Regions from separate parts of the Homo sapiens genome. Here all the other regions are linked to region 3. The links are chromatin loops, found by intact Hi-C in ENCODE. Cell type or tissue: K562. All regions are shown on one strand.

What was found. Peaks named below come from ENCODE experiments on the same cell type or tissue, not always from the same donor. Only the 100,000 strongest peaks of a DNase experiment are listed, where the experiment ranks them.
Region 1: it touches region 3 in a loop (10-fold over the local background); 4 of 110 quality-filtered maps call a loop at or near these places.
Region 2: a loop joins it to region 3, with 16 times the contacts of the local background. A loop is called at or near these places in 2 of 110 quality-filtered maps.

What each region holds. Positions count from the first base shown.
Region 1 is chr12:106,144,967-106,152,966 of GRCh38, forward strand. No RefSeq gene overlaps it. Among named protein-coding and RNA genes, the nearest start is that of NUAK1, 10 kb to the left of the region's middle. RefSeq lists an enhancer at 3,233-3,732. In K562, a CTCF peak has its summit at 4,327 (motif pointing left); a DNase peak (open chromatin) is centred at 4,335; H3K27me3 peaks cover 941 bases.
Region 2 is chr12:104,821,568-104,829,567 of GRCh38, forward strand. The region is part of intron 10 of SLC41A2 (solute carrier family 41 member 2); the gene reads right to left. Among named protein-coding and RNA genes, the nearest start is that of SLC41A2, 130 kb to the right of the region's middle. RefSeq lists a silencer at 2,824-3,118. In K562, CTCF peaks have their summits at 4,051 (motif pointing left) and 6,203 (motif pointing left); a DNase peak (open chromatin) is centred at 3,974.
Region 3 is chr12:104,197,112-104,205,111 of GRCh38, forward strand. No RefSeq gene overlaps it. Among named protein-coding and RNA genes, the nearest start is that of TXNRD1, 15 kb to the right of the region's middle. RefSeq lists a silencer at 4,080-4,374. In K562, a CTCF peak has its summit at 4,277 (motif pointing right); a DNase peak (open chromatin) is centred at 4,260; H3K27me3 peaks cover 447 bases.

The DNA.
Region 1 (8,000 bases), 1.9 Mb after region 3:
AGAAAGCTATGTTTCTTCCCCCTGCTAAGTGGCTAGAGAAACAAGAATGATGACTAAGGGCAGAGACTCCAGAATCAGAAAAACCCGAGTACAAATGCTGACTGTCCCACTTTCTATCTATGTTCTCTTGGTCAACTTCCTCTTTGTTTCTCAGTTTTCTCAGCTTTAAGATGGGGGCATTAGTAATACCTGTCTCAAAGGGTTTTTTGTTGTTGAGGATTGGATGAGTTAATTAAAAAAAAAAAGCACAAGATCAGCAAGATACGAGTAGTAGCACCCAATAAATGTAGGCTGTTTTTTTGGGTTTTTTTGTTTGTTTGTTTGTTTTGTTTTTTTGCCACCTGCCCACTGGTATTCTATTCTGTATATAAAAAGATATAAGAGAAGGCCTTTCTATGGAGGTTGACAGGTGACATCAGGAAACAGAAGTATAAATAGAATCAGTGGATATTTACAAGGGTCAACAGAAATAGCTCAGATGGAGTTTTAGTTTTAATTTATCTCATGCATTTGATGGTTGAGAGGGCCCATTGAGCCTGTTGGGAAGAGTGTCAGTCTGGGGAGCCACCTCAGTGGGTAACCGATGGAGCAGATGACTGATGACACCCTCCAACACTGACATTCTTGATTCCTTTTGGAGATGTCAGGCTTCCGTTCCTTGCACATTCCTTCTTGCCTTCCTCCTGCACATATGAATGGGATGGAGCACGTGGACAGCTGGCAGCAGTCCCATTTGCCTTGTTTTCTCTGTTCTAAACCCTGTACTGAAAAATAAGATAGCTTCTTCCTGGGGAATAAAACAGCAGGGATTCGTTGGAAGTTTCTGTTATCAAAAAAAAAAGAAACTGAAAGGTGATAAATTCCTGTCAACAGATAAGGCACTGGCAGGACTCCAGAGCAGAAACAACACCGTGCCACCCTGGAAAGAGTGGCTGCCAGAAAGTCGCAAGAGTAAAAATGTCACGTGCAGGGACGTGCTGGGGTCGGGTGGGAGAAAAACTCTAATTGGCTACAATGGAAGAGGCTTAGGCTTTCACTGAGGTTAAATAGGGTTCTGGGCAGGGTGGGGTCCTTTCTCTTGCTGAATAATGCACACATTCCTTTCCCTTCATGGTTCTCAGGGTTTCATGTCTCTTGGCCTTTGCACATGCTATACCCAATTCCTGGGACCCCTCATTTCCTGGCCTCCAGATGACAAACTTCTACCATCTCAGAGACCTAGCTGAGGACGTCACCTCTCCCCTGATCCTGGGCTGGGCAGAACTGAAGGCTCAGTTCTCCTCTGTCCCCAGAGCACTCGGTTCCTGGGTCTATTATAGCACTTACCACATGGTATTACAATTACTCAATTGTGTGCCCAGCTCCCTGCAGTTGCCTGGAAGCTCCGGAATGGCAAGGTCTAGAACAGCACTATCCAATAGAAATATAACGCGAGCCACATAAATAATTTTAACTTTCCTGGCAGCCATGTTAAAAACAAGTCAAAAACAAGAGAAATTAACTTTAATAATATAATATTCGAAATAGTAATAAACATATTACTGTATTACTATAAAATAAATAGTAACAATAAAATATTTGGAATAGTTTAATTTCAATATGTAATTAATATAAACAACTCACTGATAAGATATTTTACATTTTTCTGTGCTCAATCTTCAAAATTCATTATGCATTTCACACTTAGAGTATTCTCAATTCAGAGATAAATTTTCAATGATTAAACTGAAATGCAACTCTAGCAAAACAATAAAGTTGTATTTAATAAAATTTTCATTTGAAAATTTAAATTTAAAAAATCTGAAGCAGTGTAAAATATATTTACAGTTGATTATATAAAATTATATAACATTACTTATATTTATTTTATACATATATATTTATTTTATATATATTTTATATATCCAACAGTATAGAGCTAGATCTTATTCTTCTAAGAGAAGCATAGGTCTGGCTTGTAGTGGGTGCCTTAGGAATGTTGAACAGATGTATGGATGGATGGGTGGGTAGATGGATGGATGAATGGATGGACGGATGGATGGACGGATTGATCGATGAATTTATTTGATGCCTTTACTTTCTCCCTAGTTTGCCATTCAATTTCCTATTCTGGAAATGCATAGCCCAGAAAAGAGAGTGAGAATGAACTTAAGAAAAAAAGTGAATTCACAGAAATCTTCCTTGGACTCCAATTTGCCTGTTTGCCCCATTGGGCAAAGTTCATACAAAACAAAGTTCTACTTTCCAATCCACACAGTTCAGCAACCCAGTACCTTCAACTCTGCTCAGATGTCACCCTCACCATGGGGCCTTTCCTGACCATCCTGTCTACAATTGCAGCCCACCTTCTCCACCTCCCATTCTGCTATTGGCGCTGCTTTCCTTCCCTGGATGCTTTATTCTTCACCATTGCATTTACCACCATATAATATATTATAAAATTTCTTTATTTGTTGTGTTTGTCCCCACATAGCAGGAGTTTTTATTGGTATTATTCACACATGAATCCCTAGTACCTGCTATATAGTAGGTGCTCAATCATTATGTAATGAATGAATGGGTGGATGAATGGTTTGAGTTGAGTTCTAGCAGCTCTTCCACCATTCAGCTCTGTGACCCCAGGAAGTGACTGAACCTCAATCCCTCCATACGTAAAATAGGTATAGTAATAATACTTAGTACATAGGATTGACAGGATACAATCCTACAGAGTTAATGATTACCTTGTAGAACTATGAAAATGTCTATGAAGTGTTTAACATAGTACTACATAGGCACGTGGTAAACACAGACAAAACATTAGCTGCTATTATTATTGTTTAAATAATATTATTATTAGATTTATTCTATCAGGTCTATAGCAAGCATGTAAAACAATTACCATTTCCCAAGTAATTATGTCCCAAACAAACAAACAAAAAAACTGGGTCAGGAAAAAATAGCCCTGGGACCTAGATTTCCTATATAACTGCCTACATTTATCTGTGCTGTGTTTATTTGTATTCTTTTAACTCTGGAAAACAGGTCTCTCAGACCCACCCTGCCAAGACCCAGGGTGGCTCAGTGTCAGGCCCTGCGTCCATTCTGTTTACTGTCACCAGGGACTAAGGCTCTAAAAGCAGGCACGAGAGGGAAGGCATTCCAGGCGGGTCACCAGCCCACCCGTGACGACAGACGCTCCCGGCCCACCTGCTCTGGGACGCTCACACAAGCCTTAGATGGCCTGGGGCCTGGCAGCTCGCCCAGTGGAGCCAGCCTGCCCGGCAGCCGGCTAGCTGGCAAGGGATGCATTAGCTGCCTTCCTGGCAGACAAGCCACGTGCCCTAGATTCCTCTCAAGGGCCTGCTTCTCCTGCTTCTCCCAGCCTCATCCTTTGAAACCCTTAATTTAATAGGCATATTTCCAGTCTGCCAACCCCTTCGTGATGCTCTTCATTCGCCTGTTCACTCATTCATTCAACAGATGTTAGCTGAGCATCTATGATGCTGCAGTCATTCTGCAGATAAAGAGTAATACAAGATGGTCCTCTGCCCTCGAGGAGTTTCTAATACCTCCCATCAGCATGATGCTTTACAGTTTACAAAACACTTTCCCACAAGTGGTCTTTTTTAATTCTCAAAATGATACTTTACTTGGGATTAGATATTTTTATTTCCCACGTTTTTCATGGGATATGCTAAGAGATCGAGAGACTACCCTATGGTCTCGCAACTTACAAGCTCAGGTAATTTGGCTACATAATAGCTAATATCTGAGCAACCAAAAACTTCTCCAAGAAAGGGAGAAGAAATCACATCTCACCAATAGTTGTTATATAAAAGTCACAAAAAGTCAGCTCCTTGAAAGATAAAGTCTATTTGACTGTATATCTAATGGCTCCAAAAAGAAATTGCATGTTTTACATATATAAAAGTCACAAAAAGTCAGCTCCTTAAAAGATAAAGGCTATTCGATTGTACATCTAATGGCTCCAAAAAGAAAGTGCATGTTTTGCATGGTGAGGAGACAGACTGATTTCCTCCATGACAGAACAAGGGACAACTGGGAAACTTCCAGGAATTCGGATTGAGAACCTCGCCAGATCTAGGATCTATCTGTCCCTGGCCTCTCCCATATAAATGCCCCACTCAGGACTCTTGAAACATCTGAACTCAAAACCCTGACTGCCCAAATTAACTGGATATGGACAGATGCTGGAAACACGCACACAGGTATGAACAACACCTCTTTCCCCCAGAAGCACCATTTCCAGCGTCCCTACCTTCAAACCTGAAGTTCTCCAGGGGAAACATCAGGTAGCTTTATAAGGAAAAACATCTCCCCACAGCTCCACCAAGTGGCTGGGTCTGCCCACTGAAAACTTCTCCAAGAAATGGAGAAGAAATCTAGTTCACTTCAGTGCAAGCCAAGGTACAAAATAACGACTAGGACCAAGAAAGAGAAGTTGGCCAAATGGAAATGGGGTGGAGAAATTCTGGGGAGACCCAGGAGGCATGGATGTCCTCAGGGCAGGGAGAAGGAAGGCGGTTGAAGCTCTTTAGCAAAAAGTAATTTGGCAAAAATATATAGACTCAGAGCTAGAAGTAGCCAACACTTCCCTTCTAATAGATAAGAGAACTGAAACCCAGAGACGTTCATGCTCTCATCGTGTGACAGAAGGGCAATGGTGGACCCTGTGCAAAACATGGTACTGGTGTGATCTTACTTAATCCATGTGAGTCTACGGCGGATGTATTACTACTTCCCAATTTTACAGACAAAGATAGGGCGAGAGTCAGCACGCTATGGCCCCCTGCCTGTTTTTGTGCCATACACAAGCTAAGAATGGTTTTTACACTTTTGAGTTGCTTTTGAAAATCAAATAATAATAATATTTCATGATTCATGAAAATTATATGAAATTCAGATTTCAGGGCCATAAATATAGATTTATTTGAACACAGTAACATCCATTTTTTTACGTACATCTATGGCTGCTTTTGAGCTAGAAGGGCAGAACTGAGTAGTTTCAACAGAGATCATATGGCCATCAAAGCCTAAAATATTTACTATCTGGCTCTTTACAGAAAAAAATACCAGCTCCTAGAATAGAGACTCAAAGAAGTCAAAGAACCCAAGAAGAAGTAATACGATGGAAAGAGAACAGAAGGATGGGAAGGAGTTAGAAGGCCAGGTCTGTCACTAACTGATCTGTAAGACCAGGGATAATAATAAAATGTCTTACTGGGTTTGTTGGATGGATGGATTAAAAAGTTTAAAACATGCAAATACTTTGTCAGCTGCGAAGGGCTCTACATGTTGTGTCTATTATTTATCAGACTAGAGCCAGCTTATAGTCTCAATTTCCCAACATTTCCCATCACATCACACAGTCTCTCCTGGCCTTAGTTTCCCCATCTAGAAAATGGGGATAATGATACCCTCCATACCCTCCAATGTAGAGACATCATCAAAATGAAAAAAAAAAGAGAGCATCTTTGTGAAAGCCACTTCTAAAATAATTTGTAGATACTTAGTTTCAGGGTTCCAATCTCCTTTTTAAAATGAAACTGAATGCCATGAGTTTTCAGCCTCCAAGGTAGAATTTCGTGAGCCAGAGAAAGGACAGCACAAAGAAATCCAGCCTGGCTTCAGCTTGGAGTCCCGCTTTTTCAAAAAGAGCAGCTGTCTCACTGTTCTTTCGAAAGGGCAACTGATTGGATTCTCTGTACCTTCATTATGCTGGAAAGGTCATTTAGAGAAATTAATGTGTCCTTGGGGGATTGCTATCGCTATCCAGTAGTCCCCTCCAGCCTTGCACTTCGCTCTCACCCCTGGCTTTTCACGTTACCAGCTGGCAAACTTCAGAGGTGGTACCAGCCACTCATAGCAGACAGAGAGCAGGTGATGAGTGGACTCTGGCCATAGGGACCAATCTCTGTACTGACAGAGTGAATGAGAGGCCAGGTGGGGTGGCTCACTCCTGTAATCCCAGCACTTTGAGAGGCCGAGGCTGGTGGATCACTTGAGGTCAGGAGTTTGAGACCAGCCTGGCCAATTTGGTGAAACCCCGTTTCTACCAAAAATATAAAAAATTAGCCGGATGTGGTGGCTTGTGCCTGTAATCCCAGCTACTTGGGAGGCTGAGTCATGAGAATCACTTGAACCCAGGAGGTGGAAGCTGCAGTGAGCTGAGATTTCGCCATTGCACTCCAGGCTAGCCTGGGAGACAGAGCGGGACTCCCTCTCAAAAAAATAATAAAAATAAAAATAATTTTAAAAAATAGAGTGGATGAGTAGTCCCTAGGGCAGTTCTAGAAGAGAAGCAAAGACCTACTGCTGAGGCAGGAGCCGGTGAGCAGCCCACTCGGTCCACACCTGGCCACAGCACAGATACAGCAATTTTCCAGAGAAAATTTAGATAAACACTTTTACCTAAATGTCCCAGTAGCTCTCACCAAAATACTTGGGTCATTGGCCTACCTGCTGGCTCAGACTTTAGTATCCAGTGTAGCCCCTTAGAATCCAGCTACATCCATCTAAAATAAGTCCAGCCAAAGTTGAAGGGAATAAAACACAGAGAAATTCCAATGTGAGAGAGGCTGTGTAATATTGAGAATGAAAGCTCTTGTAGTCTGATCTGGGTCAAACTCCAGCTCCCTCCATTTCTAGCTGCGTGACTTTAGGTAACTTGCTTAACTTCTCTGGGTCTCAGTTTCTGCATCTACAAGATGGGAAGAATGCCTAACAAATATAGTTATTTGGGGAAGATTATATTAAAATATGCCTGGTGTCTGGAAAATAATAAGGGCTCAGTTAAAGGGGAGTTAGGGTAGCAGGTTCTGCTTAGGCATCTTGGTAGCCCTTTGTCCCTTAGATCAAGACTGCAAAGAACCACTTGCTGAATGTGAATGAATGAACGAACAAATGAGCTAACAAGCAAAAGAGCAGTGTGCCTCATTCTGGCTTCCTGATAACGCCCAGGAGAACCATGATATCACATTCTTGTGTCCGATTTACAGATGAACAATGTGAGTCCCAACAGCCTACATTATCCATAGAAATCTGGAATTCGAGCCAAGAGTTTACATTTTGGCTTCCATTTGGGCCTCTGTTTGCTCATCAGGTAAACAGGTAAAATCGTCAAACCTATATTACTGAGCTATCAAGGGCATCCAGTGAGAGGAGGGGATGTGAGAACGTCACATTTGTGGCTATTAAGCATAAAGTCTCACTCTCCAGGTAGAAATGTCCTTGAATAAGACACAGATTTCCTGTTTGGCTTTAGCCAAAAGGATGAAATTCTAATTGTGGAATTTGAGGCATAGTCAGATGAGCTTGACAAGTGTCAATGCAGATGAAATGGGAACTTCCCATCACCTTTGCAAATTAGAGGCATATGGCAGTGTGACCACGGGTGACCTTGTCCTCTGAGGGTGTTATCCTGAATTTGTAGAGTCCAGCCTCGACTGTGGCTCTGGCCCCTGAGTGAAACCTGCAGGCTGCAGAAGACACTGACATACTCCACAAATCCATCCTTGTTCCTTCAGCAGAAGCATCTGGCACAGTTCCCATTTATGAGCACCTGCCAAACTTTCAGGGGTCTAAGGTTACAGTGAGCTGTGCTTCATGCACTCCACTGGCTCTGTCATAGGTAGAAACCCATCGGAGGAAGCCTTTTCAGATTACACACACACACATACATGCACACACACACATACACAAAATTAGGAGTATTTAATAACAAAAGAATCATCTAATATAAAATTATCTAAACTGTCTCGACTAAACCTTCCCATTAATGCACACACATAAATTCTTTGGCGATAAAAGGCCTTATCTCTTGGCTCAAATTCCAAATTTCTATTGATAATGTAGGCTGTTGGGATTCACATTGTTCATCCGTAAATTGGACACAAACAATGTGATATCATGGTTCTCCTGGGCATTATTAGGAAGCCAGAATGTCCAAGGAGGTACCTGTAGGAATCATTCATCTGTAGGAATGAATGCTGTGTCAC
Region 2 (8,000 bases), 620 kb after region 3:
ATGAATCTCAAATACAATGCTGAGCAAAAAAAGTCGCTTAAGCATATATTCAGTATGATTCAATTTTCTAAAACTTAAAAACATGTTGAAATAAAACAATATTTAGGTGTCCAAATACACACAGTAAAATAACAAGGGAAAACGTAGCCATGAAAGCTATCAGGATGAAAAGTTTCCTCTGGAGAAGAGAATGGGGCACATAGGTGTCTTCTAAACCTGTAGGTACTAGGGCAATTGTAGTGTTGTATTTTTGAGCTGACAGGTTAAGTGCACTAGCATTCACTATGTTATTATTCTTTATACCTTATACATATCATTGTTCTTTATTCAACAGTTAATGTACAATTTAGAATTTTAAAAGATATCATCATTCTTGGCTGGGTGTTCATTAACTATTGCCTAGTTACACCTGCCATGGACACTCCCTTATCTGACCATGTCATTCTGAAGGAATAATGCAAAGAACTAGAGACAGCTAATGTCACTTGATATTAAGAAATGATAGCCTAAAAATCAAGGAAATATTCAAACTAAAGTTGTTTCTTGGTTTCTAACAAGAAGAAGGAAAAAGAAAAAAAAGTGTGAATGAAGCATATATAAATAACTAAAATAAATGAACACATTGATTTTCTACTATATGCTAAGTATAATTAGTACAATACTCTTGATATCCATAGAATATTAAGGAAAGGTGCAATCAGCAGAGGCTAGGCCCTGTACAACTTATGTGCTCCCTTTTTGCCCATAGCCAAAATGGTCCTGAGTCTACTACCATGCCCACTTCAAATAGGCCTTCTGCAGGTTGCCCAGCAAAACATTTCACTGGAAAAAGGCATATTCGCTTACTTAAAACTGTTTATTGAGTGTCTTTCCAAAGCGCTACTCAAATTTGAAAAATTATTTTTAAAAAAGTTTTAAAAAATAGCATACACACCAAAATTATTTGTGATGATGGCCTTTGAGTGTGGGGATTGTGAGCAATTTTGATAATAAGGAATATATGCTGTTTTATGAGAAGAAACAAAACTCAATAAACTGAAAAACAAAAACAAAAAATAGCCCCATGAGACAATGACCTAACATCCCTCTCTTGACTAAGCTCAGTATAGAGACCTATTTCTTAAGTAGGGGACATATGGTCTCAGAAAACAGATTTAGAAAGATAATTTTGAAATCTGTAGGAATTGAGTAATAGATATCTCTAGAAAGTGAAACTACCTGAAAAAATTTTAATTGCAGGTAAAAAAAAATCAGAAGTATAGCTCTGAACTCCTTTGACATAAAAAAGGTTAAGAAAACAAAACAAAAACTGTGATAAGAAGAAAACTCACTATATTGAGAGGGAATTAAAGAAAGGGGCAAAGAAATAACTGAGAAATTTGAAAACTATAAAAAGAATTTTGTTTTGACATGGGAGAGTCTAAAGTCATTGCTTAGAGAAAGAACATAGAGAACAAAAGGAAAAAATGCCTAATTAATTAACATATTGGAAAAAGCAGCTATGAGAAGTGACAAGTGTGAAAACCCAGACATAATCAACTTGGACTTCCAGAAGGTTTGAGATAGAGCATCACATAAGGATTTGTAGATATAATTACTACTGCTGTTGAAATGCCAAAACTCTATGTTGAGAGTAGAGAATAAAAGGATGTTGATTTTGGCAGAAATCACAGTGGCAAAAGCATCTACATTACATTTGGTTATTTAGTATATCTATACCTGTCAACATAAAAATATATGTATGAGAGCTACCTACAGAAGAGTTTGCAATTTTAAAAAAAGGTAAATGATTTCTTTTTAAAACTAAAATCAACAACAAGTTAAGGCTCAAAAGAAAACAACAGTTGCTTAAGAATAGACATATAAATCAGTGGAACAGAAGAAAGTCTAGAAATAGACCTGCATATATATATATATAGTAAATTGATTTTTGACAAAGATGCTAAGATAATTCAAGGGAGAATGATAGTCTTCCCAATAAATGGTGCTGTAACAACCGGATGTTCATACTGAAAAATATGAACCTCAAGCCTTATCATATACCATACACAAAAATTAATTCAAAATGGTCAGAGACTCAAATAAAAGCTAAAACTAGAAAATCTCTAAAACAGAAAGCCCTCACAACTGAGGGATAGGCAAAGATTTCTTAGGATATGAAAAGCACTAATCATTTGCAAAAACTGATAAACTGAACTTCATTCAAATTAGAACTTCTGCTCTTAAAATACATGGTCAAGAAAATAAAAAGGCAAAATTTAAAGATCTAATATACAGCATAAGGACTAAAGTTAATAAAATTATATTGTATTAGGGATTTTTGTTAAATAAGTAGATTTTAGCTGTTTTTGTCACACACAAAAAAATAACTACATGAGATGACAGATATTTTAATCTACTTCACTATAGTAACCATTTTACTATCTATATGTATTTCATAACATTGATACGGAAGTGCCAGGAGGGGCATGGTCCCTTTAAATGATACGGAAGAGGTGAAGGGAAGTGCTGAAGGGAAGGGAAGTGCTGTGTGGAGGAGGGTGTGGTCCTTGGCTAGGGCTCCACCCCCGGGCCTGTGCCCATGGACCTACGTGAAGACAGGCATTTTTTTTTCCCTGCCCAAATGTTGCATTTCCCAAGAACACCCTGGCCTGCCACGCCCCCATCTTGTGCCTATAAACCCCCCCGAGACCCCAGCAGGCAGACACACAGGCAGCTGGACATCGAGAGGAGCACATCAGTGGAGGAACATATGGGCGGCTGAACATCAGGAGGAACACACCAACAGGCACCAGCATGCAAGCAGGCCATCCACCAGCAGAATGATGTGGAGTCTGGCTGGGGCAGTTGGAGGAGAGCCCAGGCCTCCAAGCGGCCCGACTCCAGGGGAAAACCATCTCCCTTCTGGCTCCCCCATCTGCTGAGAGCTACTTTCACTCAATAAAACCTTGCACTCATTCTCTAAGCCCATGTGTAATCTGATTCTTCAAGTACACCAAGACAAGAACCCAGGATACAGAAAGCCCTCTGTCCTTGCGATAAGGCAGGAGTCTAATTGAGCTAGCACAAGCTGCCTACAGATGGCTAAACTAAAAGAGCACTCTGTAACACATGCCCACTGGGGCTTCAGTTGCAAACATTCACCCCTAGACAATGCTGTGGGGTCAGAGCCCCACAGCCTGCCTGTCTGTATGCTCCCCTAGAGGTTTGAGCAGCTGGGCACTGAAGAAGTAAACTACACTCCCATCACGTGCCCTGAGAGGAGGACAAGGGAAATTTTACCTTTTCAACTGGGGGCTCATCCAGGATTGTGGAAGGTGTGAGTGAATGTGAAACTGTCGGGTCTGCCTCTCTTCCGAAACTCCACCACCTTTCTCTCTTTCCTGCGGGTAAGAGGCTCTGTTTCCCTTCACAGAGTTTTAAACCGCCCTAACTGGGCCAGTCAAAACCCCCAGACTTTGTCTCTTTTTTCTCTCTCTCTCACATGGTTTAAAATGGCTCTTATCTCTTTCTTTATAATATTAAGAGTTTTGCTACAGGCTGCGGCAATGTTACTAAGTAAAATGAGCATTTGGCTCAGCCACCAAAGGTGCAAATCAGACCAATTTTTTCCTAGAGGTGCATGTATGCCTCCACCTCGACAGTCACAGGCATGCGTGGCTCAGGGCACCTCTCCTTATTCTTACCCCTCCCAGCTCAGGCACCTGGGCATGCCTGCAGCAGGCAAAAGCCAAACCCAACAGTCACAAGGGGGGCAGGAGAAAACCAGTGGTAGCCAGGACCCCACGGGGTCAACAGATAGGGCGCTTCTCGCCTGCTGTGTCAATGGAACATTTCTCCTTTGGCCAAGGAATTCAACCCAGTCTGAACCAGGAAAAAGATATAAGAATTAGAGGAACCCAGTTGCACTAAGCAAGGGGTTCTTCCCCCAGAATCTCCCCCTTTTTGCCCCTTAAACTGTTTTTCTGTTTTTTCCTTTTCCATGTGAGAGGGCTCCCCCTCCCAACTCTGTTTCTGATATGGAAGTTAAGGGAGGAATGACCCCTGCTGGCTGAGAACTGCAAATTCAGCAGGGCTCATTTGAGACACTCTAAACAGATACAAACAGCCTCTGAAATATCTTTTCAGTCCCAAACTCGATTCCAAGCTTCAGGCTGAAGCCCTAGAAAGAAAAACCAGGTGCGAGGGATTCAAAGCCAGGCAATAGGCACAATGTAAATGGGCAGGACCAATTCCTGCCAACTGAAACCCACCCCACAGAAGGAGGCCATGCTTTATGGCATGAACAGTCCCTGGGACCTCAAAGATTGCCAACAACAGGGAGAATGGGAGGCATAGGTGACAGCGTTTAATTCCTATTCTCCAGGTTTTCTCTGCTTCATGGGTACATACTGCAATTGCACCTACGGCCAGCACCTGCCAAGGTCACCAGGGCTCAGGGATAAGAGGTAGAGAGTGAAGGGAAGATGCTCGCTTTCTCTCTCCATCACATCCTGAGTTTTCGCTGAAAGAGGGAAGGGAAATGAGGGAAGCCTCTATTCCCTGTCTTTCAGAATGGGCAAACAGTTCTCTTCACCACCGCCAGCTTATACTCCTCTGGAGTGTATCCTGAACCATTGGGACTGCTTTGACCCTCATAATCTGGAGGAAAAGCACCTCATAGCTCTCTGCACAAAGGTTTGGCCAAATTATGATTTACAGGAAGGACTGGCTTGGCCTCAGGAAAGGACCATTCATTTCAATACCATATGGCAATTGGAACTTTTCTGTAGATGCGAGGACAGATGGTCTGAGGTCCCATACGTGCAGGCTTTCTATACCTTGCAAGGCAATCCCGACCTTTGCCGACAATGTAGGATTGACCTAGCCCCTGTGTTTGCTGTCTCAGGAAGGCTGCAAGTGGCAAGGCCAGGAAATTAAAGACATGAGTCCCAGAGGCACCCCCAGCAGAGAAGCCAGCACCCTCAAGCCCTGCTCCTCTGGGTCCACCCCAACCTTTCTATCCAACTTCAGCCTCTCCCTTACCCCCTCCTAGAAATCATCACTCTAAACAAGCCCCAGTCTCACTCTTGCCTTTCCAACAGATGCCCAGTGAATTTGGGCCCAGTAAGGTCCAGGTCCCCTTCTCCCTACAGAACTTAAAGCAAATGGGGGATCTTGGCAAGTTTTCAGATGACCCTGATAGATATATAGAGGCTTTCCAGAATTTCACCCAAATATTTGAACTCTCCTGGAGAGACATTATGTCACTTTTGAATTAGAACCTGATGGACGCTGAGAAGCAGGCTGTTCTGCAAGTAGCAGAGAGATTTGGGGATGAGCTTTGTATCATGTAAAGTGTCAGGGAAGAGGGTAAATATTATCCAATTGGAAGAGAAGCAGTACCAGTGTATGACCCTAAATGGGATCCCAGTGACAAGGTGGAAGACTGGAAGAGGAGACATCCTTAGGTGTGCATAATAGAGGGCATATGTAGAACTAAGACCAAGCCTTCTCTGAGACGGCAATTATACTAAGTTGTCCATGATCGATCAGGGATTTGATGAGAATCCCACTGCCTTCCTGGAGCGGCTAAGAGAGGCCTTCGTAAAGCACACCTCTCTTATCTCTTGATTCAGTTGAGGGACAGCTAATCCCAAAGGATAAATTTATTATTCAGGCAGCCCCTGATATCAGGAGGAAGCTATAAAAACAGGTCCTGGGACCAGATAGCACTTTAGAGAACCTCCTTAAAGTAGTCACCTCGGTCTTTTATAATAGAGACAGGGAGGCCCAGCAAAGGGAGAGAAATGCAGGAAAGAGAAAGAAGCTTTAATGGCCCCCAGGCAAGCCTACAAACCCTAGAATTCCCAGAGTGCACCTGTTAACTGCTAAAGATAAGGCAAGAACAGTTTTCTCTCATTCTAAAAGTTTATCCGCTCCCATATAAGGTTTAATTTCTTTCACCAGGGTGATACAATTCAAGGTACAATATTGTTGTTCGTATATTTCACTTATCTCTGTAATCTTTGGCACTAAATTCTTTCCTTGTATAACACACGTATAACCCATGTATACTTAACCTTATAAAACTTGTTTTTTTTCTCTCATGCCTAGAAGCCATCAAACTCCAAACGGTCAGGCAACCGAAGCCTTGGACGATGGCTCCCCTTTGCTAGGAACACTTAGATAGACTGGGAGAAATCTGACTGCTGTTTTGCCCAAAACAGTGCCCCCTGTCGTCAGGAAACAGCTAAGGCCGGTCATCGTCCATATTCTAACGGCAGTAAGATATACCTCTTCAGAGGGGGATAATGATACAGAAGTGCTGGGAAGGGCATGGTTCCTTTAAATAAGACGGAATTGGAGAAGAAGTGCTGTGTAGAGGAGGGCATAGTCCCTGGCTAGGGCTCCACCCCCAGGCCTGTGCCCATGGACCTAGGTGAAGACAGGCATTTTTGCTTTCCTGCCCAAATGTTGCATTTCCCAAGACCACCCTTGCCTGCCAAGCCCCATCCTGTGCCTATAAAAACCCTGAGACCCTAGCAAGCAGACACACAAGCAACTGGACGTCAAGAGGAGCACATCAGCAGAGAAACAGATGGGCGGCTGAACGTCAGGAGGAACACACCGACAGGCACCGGCATGCTGGCAGGCCATCGACTGGCAGAATGATGTGGAGTTTGGCTGGGGCACTTGGAGGAGAGCCCAGGCTGCTGAGTGGCCGGCTCCAGTGGAAAACCATCTCCCTTCTGGCTCCCCCATCTGCTGAGAGCTACTTCCACTCAATAAAACCTTGCACTCATTCTCTAAGCCCACAGGTAATCTGATTCTTCTGGTACACCAAGGCAAGAACCCCAGTATACAGAAAGCCGTCTGTCCTTGCAATAAGGCAGGAGTCTAACTGAGCTAACATAAACCATCTACGGATAGCTAAACTAAAAGAGCACCCTGTAACACACGCCCACTGGTGCTTCAGCTGTAAACAATCACCCCTAGACACTGCTGTGGGTTTGGAGCTCCACAGCCTGCCCATCTGTATGCTCCCCTAGAGGTTTGAGCAGTGGTGTACGGAAGAAGCGAGCCATACCCCCATCACATGCCCTGTGAGGGGGACAAGGAACGTTTCCCGTTTCAACATCATATTGTAAACCTCAAAAATACACAATATTTTTAAAAATGAAAATAAAAAGACAATTGATAGACTGTGAGAAAATATTTCCAATACATATATCTAACAAAAAAGTAGTATCCATAATATACAAAGAACTCTTATAACTCCATAAGTCAACCCAATTTAAAAAAAAAATAGGCATAAGAAAACATGAGTGGTTAATAAACCCATAAAAATATAGTCACTATCATCAGTCATCAGATAAATGCAAATTATGATCACCATGATACTACCTTTACAGCCACTACAATGGCTAAAGGTATTAATAGAAAGCCTGACAATACTAGGTGATAGCAAGGATGTGGAGCAACTAGAACTCTCATAGTAGTGGGAATGCAGAATGGTATAATCATTTTGGAAAACATCTTGGCAGTTTCTTATAAAGTTAAACATTTACTTCCATAAGACCCAGAAATTCTACTATAGGTATTTACCCAAGAGAAATGAAAATATATCTGCACAAAAATGTGTACATGCATATTCATAGCAGCTTCATGCATAACAGCCCCTACTGGAAACAAACCAAATGTTCATTCACAGGTGAATGGATAAACCAGTTGTGATTTATTCATACAATGGACTACTACTCAGCAATAAAAATTATTAAACTACTAATACATGTAACCATATGGATAAGTTTCAAAATATTATGTTGAGTAAAAGGAGGAAACAAAGAGGACATACTTAGATTCAATATATAAAATTCTAGAAGAGGGAAATATAATTTATAGTGACAGAGAAGAAACCAGTGGTTGCCTAGTGCCTGGCATGGAGGGGAACTGACTGCAAAGGAGCATGAGGAAACCTTTTGGAGGTGAAGGTAATATTCTGTATGTTGATTATGGTA
Region 3 (8,000 bases):
GTTTCCATTTTCATTATTTTCAATAAATTTTAAAATGTCATTCTTAATTTCTTCATTGACCTGTTGGTTGTTTAGGAGCATATTGTTTAATTTCCATGCACTTATGCAGTTTCCAATGTGCCTCTTGTTATTGACTTCTAGTTTTATTCATTTTGGTCAGAAAAGATCCTTGATATGATTTTTATACTTTTGAATTTGTTGAGACTTGTTTTGTGATCCAACATATGATCTGCCCTGCAGAATGTTCCATGTGTTAATGAAAAAAAAAGTGTATTCTGCAAGAGTTGGATACAGTGCTCTCTAAACATCAGTTAGGGACATTTGGTCTAGAGTTTGGTTTAACTCCAGTGTTTCTTGGCTCATTTTCTGCCTCGATAATCTGTTAACTACTGGAACTGGGATGTTGAAATCCCTTACTCATTGTATTGCAGTCTATCTCTCCCTTTAGTTCTATTAATATTTGCTTTATATATTTTGCTCCTCCAATGTTGGGTACATACGTATTTACAGTTATTATATCCTCCTGCTAAATTGACCCCTTTATCATTATATAACGACTTTTTTGTCTTTTTAAATAGTTTTAGTCTTGAAGTCTATTTTATCAGATATAAGTAGGCTGACTCTTGCTCCTTTTTGATTTTCATTTGCATGTAATATCTGTTTGCATGCCTTCACTTCCAGTCTATTTTGTCTTTACAGGTAAAGTCTTCCTTCCTTCCTTCCTCCCTTCCTTCCTTGCTTCCTCCCTCCCTTCCTTCTTTACTTCCTTCCTTCTTTCCATCTCTCTCTCTTTTTTTTTTCTTTCTTTCTTTTTATTTGAAATGAAGTCTTCCTATGTTTCCCAGGTCTCAAACTCCTGGGCTCAAGCAATCATCCCACCTCAGCGTCACAAGTGGATAATACTACAGGTTTGCCACACCAAGCCTGACAAAATTAGTTATTGTAGGTAGCAGATAGTCTTGTTTTCTTAAAAAAAATCTATTCAGCCACTCTATGCCTTTTAATTGAAGAATTTAGTCCAGTTTTGCATTCAGTGTGACTATTGATAGGTAAGAACTTGCTGCTGCCATTTTATTACTTGTTTTCTGGTTGTTTTGTAACTCCCGTCTTTCGTTCTTACTGTCTTCCTTTGTGGTTAGGTGATTTTCTCTAGTAGTATGTTTTAATTCTTTGCTTTTTATTTTTAATGTATTTATTATAGATTTATACGTTGGGTTACCATGAGGCTTACCAAAACATCTAATACATATAACAAGTTACTTTGAACAGATGACAACTTAACTTTGATCAAAATGAAAAGATGGGGAGGTGGGGATTGTTAATGGGTTTAAAAAAATAGAAAGAATAAATAAGACCTACTATTTGGTAGCACAATAGGACGACTATAGTCAATAATAACTTGATTGTATATTTTAAAATAACTAAGAGAGTTTAACTGGATAGTTTGTAACATAAAGGATAAATGCTTGAAGCTATGGATACCCCATTTTCCATGCTGAGATATTATATATTGCATGCCTATATCAGAGCATCTAATGTATGTCTATAAATATATATACCTACTATGTACCTGAAAAATCAAAAAGAAGGCCAGGCGTGGGGGCTCACGCCTGTAATCCCAGCACTTTGGGAGGCCGAGGAAGGCAGATCACGAGGTCAAGAGATCGAGACCAGCCTGGCCAACATGGTGAAACCCCGTCTCTACTAAAAATACAAAAATTAGCTGCGCATGGTGGCATGCACCAGTAGTCCCAGCTACTCAGGAGGCTGAGGCAGGAGAATCGCTTGAACCCAGGAGTTGGAGGTTGCAGTGAGCCGAGATCGCGCCACTGCACTCCAGCCTAGCAACAGAGCAAGACTCCATCAAAAAAATAAATAAATAAAAAGAAAAAGTTTAAAGAAAAAAGAAAAGAAAACAAACAAACAAAAGTACTTTAAGGCCAGGTGTAGTGGCTCAAATCTTTAATCCCAGTACTTTGGGAGGGCAAGGTGGGCAGATCACTTAAGCTCAGGAGCTCAAGACCAGCCTGGGTAACATGGCATCTCCACACACACACACACACAAAAATTAGCCGGGTGTGGTGGTGTATGCTTGTAGTCCCAGCTACTCAGGGGGCTGAGATGGGAGGATTACTTGAGCCCAGGGGGTCGAGGCTGCAGTGAGCCGAGATCATGCCACTACACTCCAGCCTGGGTGATAAACTGAGACCCTGTTACACACACATACAGAAAAAAAACTTGAAAAGTTTTAAACTCAAACTCCAATTCTCCTCTCCACATTCTGACTTTTTGTTGTCTCAATTTATATCTTTTTATATTTCCTATCTCCTAATAAATTATTATAGTTATTTGTGTAATATTTGTCTTTCAGTCTTCATACTAGAGCTATGAGTGATTTATATACCACAATTACAGTATTACAATATTCTAAATTTGTCTGCATACTGAATTTTACCAGTGAATTTTATATTAGCTTTGTGCAAAATTAATTGCAGTTTTGGCCATTGAAAGTAATGGCTGGGCATGGTGGCTCACACCTGTAATCCCAGCACTTTGGGAGGCTGAGGCAGGCGGATCACCTGAAGTCAGGAGTTCAAGACCAGCCTGACTAACATGGTGAAACCCCATCTTTACTAAAAATACAAAAATTAACCAGGCATAGTGGCAGTCACCTGTAATCCCAACTACTCGGGAGGCTGAGGCAGGATAATTGCTTGAACCCAGGAGGCGGAGGTTGCAGTGAGCTGAGATTGCTCTCCAGCATGGGTGACACAGTGAGACTCTATCCAAAAAAAAAAAAAAAAAAAAATTAATGGCAAAAACTGTGATTACTTTTGCACCAACATAATACCTTCAGATGATTTTCTTGTTGCATGTTAGGATCCTTTTCTCTCAGATGGAAGGACTCCTTTTAGCATTTCTTGTAAGACAGGTCTGGTGGTGATGAATTTCCTGAGCTTCTGTTTGCCTAAAAAAGTCTTTATCTTTCCTTCGTGTTTGAAGGATAGTTTTGCTGGGTATCACATTCTCAGTTGGCAGGGGTTTTTTCGTTTTTTGGTTTTTTTTCCTCCTTCAGCACTTTGTGTATGTCATCTCACTCTCTCCTGGCTGGTATGGTCTTTGCTGAGAAGTCTGTTGCCAGATAAATTGAAGCTCCTTTATGTGTATGTTATTTGCTTCTTTCTCTTGCTACTTTTTGGATCCACTTTTTGTCCATGACTTTTGAAAGTTTGATTATTATATGCCTTGGAGCAGTCTTATTTGGGTTGAATATGTTTGTTGATCTTTGGCCTTCCTGTATATGGGTATTTATATTTTTCACTAAGTTTGGAAAGTTTTCTGTTATTATTTTGTGGGAGCTTTCTATGTCTTGCTCTTTCTCAACTCCCTCTTGAAAACCAATGACACTTAGATTTGCTCTTTTGAGGTTATTTTCTAGATCCTGTAGTTGTTCTTTATCTTTTTAATTTTTTTTCTCCTCTGATTGCGTATTTTTAAAGCTCATTTATTTTTTTCTTCTTCATGATCGATTCTGCTGTTGAGACTCCGGTGCATTTTTCAGTTCAGCAAATGTGTGTCTCAGTTCCAGGATTTCTGTTTGATTTGTTTTTATTATTTAAATCTCTTTCTTAAATTTCTCTGATAAATTTCTAAATTGTGGGCCAGGCACGGTGGCTCACGTCTGTAATCCCAGCACTTTGGGAGGCCAAGGTGGGTGGATCACGAGGTCAGGAGATCGAGACCAGCCTGATCAACATGGCAAAACCCCGTCTCTACTAAAAATACAAAAAAATTAGCCAGGCGTGGTGGCACGCGCCTGTAGTCCCAGCTACTCAGGAGGCTGAGGCAAGAGAATCAATTGAACCCAGGAGGCAGAGGTTGCAGTGAGCTGAGACGGCACCACTGCACTCCAGCCTGGGCAACAGAGTGAGACTCTGTCTCAAAAAAAAAAAAAAAAAAATTCAAATTGTTCCTCTGTGTTATCTTGGAGTTTGCTGAGTTTTCTCAAGGTTGCTATTTTGAATTTCTGATCTGAAAGTTCACATATTGCCATCTTATTGGGGTTAATCACTGGTTACTTCTTGCTTCATCCATTTGGGAGGTCATGGTTCCCTGTTTGCTGTTGTTTTTATGCATATATGTCTAGGTCTTTCCAATGATGGATTGTTTATTTTGCTGTCTAGGTTAGTGTTTCTAGCATACGTGTTTTTAGAGGTTTTGTGCAGGCTGCCTGTTGATTCCCTTAGCCCTAGATCACTGCCTCCTTTTTGGCACTAGATGGCACCATAAGCCTAGATTTGCTGCAGTTCTCATGAAAGTTTGAAGTGCTGCCTGTCCTGAATTCAGGGGGAGGGTCCCAAAGAGAATGCCCCAGCTGTCTGGGGAGGCTGGCTAGGGGTTCATGCCCAGAGGACCTATGGCTCACACCTCCTACAGCATCATGCTCCTGAAATACGTCTCTGATTCAGTATCTGCTTTGTCTGAATGGAGACCAGCCCCCGTTTCACACACTGGGTTTCACTGTGTCCCCAACTGCCCTCAAGGGTCCTTCTCTCTATAGGCACTTGCAATGCTTCCCCTGGATTGAGGCAGGAATGGCTTTTGTGCATAGGAATCCAAGATAATGGGGAAGCAGAGTGTCCACTGAAATCTCAGTTTTCCCAGTGTAGAAGCCTTGAGTCCAGGATAACTTTTCCACATGGTGCCTGGCTGTTTGCAGAAATGGGCATCACAGAGAAAGAAATCTGTTTCTCCTACCTTCTGCTCACAGTTTTTCACTTCTCTGTGGCTCCAGGGATTATCACAGCTTCAGTTTTGAGTTCTGGGATATCTGTGGTGATAATCTTTTCTTTCTTTTAATAGGTTTTTGGGAAACAGGTAGTGTTTGGTTACATGGATAAGTTCTTCAGTGGTGATTTCTGAGATTTTGGTGCATCCAACAGTTGAGCAGTGTGCGCTGTAGCCAATATATAGTCTTTTATCCCTCACCCCACTCCCACCCTTTCTCCAAGTCTCCAAAGTCGATTGCCTTTGTGTCCTCATAGCTTAGCTCCCACTTATAAGTGAGAACATATGATGTTTGGTTTTCCATTCCTGAGTGACTTCACTTAGAATAATGGTCTCCAGCTCCATCCAGGTGAATGCCATTATTTCATTCCTTTTTATGGCTGAGTAATATTCCATGGGGGTGTGTGTGTGTGTGTGTGTGTGTGTGTGTGTGTGTGTGTGTAATTTTCTTTATCCACTCATTGATTGATGGGCATTTGGGCTGGTTGAAATGTTTTTGCAATTGCAAATTATGCTGCTATAAACATGCATGGGCCAGGGTGCGGTGGCTCACGCCTGTAATCCCAGCACCTCAGGAGGCTGAAGCGGGTGGATCACGAGGTCAGGAGTTCAAGACCAGCCTGACCAATATGGTAAAACACTGTCTCTACTAAAAATACAAAAATTAGACAGGGGTGGTGGTGCATGCCTGTAATCCCAGCTACTCAGGAGGCTGAGGCTGGAGAATTACTTGAACCAGGAAGGCGGAGGTTGGAGTAAGCTGGATCTCACCATTATGCTCCAGCCTGGGCAAGAGTGGGACTCTGACTCAAAAAAAAAAAAAAAGTTCCCACTCTGCCATGTGTCCTCTGCATGTCTTTAGGCAAGTCATTTCACCTCTCTGGACCTCATGGGGTTTCTGGGAGACACATGTGAAATAATAAATACAAAATGGCTGGAAAAACAGATAAAGAGTGAAGCAGGAATAATAATTGTATAGTTGCTTGACTCCTTTTCCCCATCCCTGGCATGAGGGAGGCATGGGACATCGTAAATGCTCAATAAATATCTGCTAAATAAATGGATTCTAGAGTCAACCGAAGGTAAAATACATGCTATTGTATGGAATTAGATTTGTTCTCACTCGGTGCACACCATGTTCTTCATTAGATGAATCAAATTTAAATACCACATTGAAAATTCTAGAGTCAACTTATTCCTCGATTGAGTTGATTCATTTCTTAAATTGCTTTCTTTGTAAGAGCATCATTAAATTGTGAACACTCTTATGTCCCATCTTTTTCCTTTTATTGCTGTGTAGATAAAGATTTCTCAGGACTGTTTTTCAGATAGCAGACAATATTGTTTTTAATATAGAATCCAGTCACAGGAGTATCTTTCCATAGGACACCTAGCTCCAGAAACTCAGAGTGGAAAGCCCATTTTAATAAAATAAAAATCAAATTTGTCCCCAAGCTGGTTGTCCTTTAGTCATTCTTAATCCTCAGTGTTTTTTTAGGCTAATCTGATTTTCACCCCTAGAAGCTGACTGATTTGTTATATCATTGAAACTAAATCCTCATTTGCATGACACAAGAAAAGCATCCTAATTTTCATCTTAAAGCTGTCTTCTGATTGTAAATGTAAAGATTCTCTCTAGAAAGATCCATAAGAACATGCTAACAGTAGTTGCCTCCAGGTAGAGGAATTTGGGGCATGGGGTAAGGTGGAAGAGAGAGATTTTTTAGTGTAAACTCGTGTGTGTGTGTGTGTGTTTGACAGAGTCTTGCTCTGTTGCCCAGGCTGGAGTGCAGTGGCACAATCTTGGCTTACTGCAGCCTCCGCCTCTGGGGTTCAAGTGATACTCATGCCCCAGCCTCCCAAGTAGTGTGATTACAGGCATGTGCCAGCATGCCCAGCTAATTTTTGTATTTTTAGTAGAGACGGGGTTTCACCATGTTGGCCAAGCTGGTCTCGAAGTGATCTGCATGCCTCGGCCTCCCAAAGTGTTGGGATTACAGGCGTGAGCCACCACGCTCGGCCTCTTTTGTATATTTTGGGGGAAAAAATTATGTATGTATTACTTTTTTTAAAAACCCACTATTCTTTAGGCAAGAACCAGTAGTAACCGTGTGTTTAACCAACTCTTAGTCACTGGGGGGAAAAAATTAAAATGGCAGAGAAAATTGTTCTTGTATTGGAAGACAAAGCCAGGCCCTAAGAAAATTATAAACTAGATGAAGTTTCTTTACAGGGACTAATGTGTAGGATTTCTCAACACTGTGGGACTCAGAAAAAATTGAAAGCAATTTATAGTTTTGCTTTTTTTTTTTTTTTTTTTTGAGACAGAGTCTTGCTCTGGTGCCCAGGCTGGAGTGTAAAATGGTATGATCTTGGCTCACTGCAACCTCTGCCTCTCGGGTTCAAGCAATTCTCCTGTCTCAGCCTCCTGAGTAGCTGGGACTACAGGTGCCCACCACCATTCCTGACTACTTTTTGTATTTTTAGTAGAAACCGGGTTTCACCATGTTGGCCAGGCTTGTCTTGAACTCCTGGACTCAGGTGATCCACCTGCCTTGGCCTCCCAAAGTGCCAGGATTACAGGTGTCAGTCAACGCACCTGGCCTCATTTTGTATAAAGGAAAACATGTGGTATCTCGGTTGTTAATGTTTAGAGATTAAATCAACCAAGTAATTGCGGAACCCTTTTTTAGGAGCAAAATGTTTTGTCACCGTTTAGACTTGAGGCCTCAATTTCCTCACTTGCCAAAATGGGGGTAATGAAGTAGGAGAAGCTCCCTTATCCCCCTCTCAGGGCGTGGGACAGGGATGTGGCTTGCTTCTTTGGTGTCCCACTGCTCAAAGCCCTAGGGGGAGCATGCAAATGGGCAGATCATGGGGAATGTTTTTTGGGCTCGATCCTACAGCAGCATCCAGGGTTGAGTGTTTACAGCTCCTCAAGCCCTAGTTGGCGCGCGTTACAGTGCGCTCTTTCAGCTTTGCTGTCTGTAGGTGGCTTGTGTTAATCAGCTCAGTTAGACTCTTTCCTTATCCCAAGGACAGAGGGCTTTCTGTATCCCAGGTCCTTGCTCTAATGTACTGGAAAAATCGGATCACACGGGGCCTTGGAGGATGAGTGCAAGATTTTATTGGGTGGTGGAGGTAGCTCCCAGCGAGATGGGTGGGAAGCCAGAAGGGGGAAGATGGATGGGAAGCCAGAGTGTGAAGGTTGT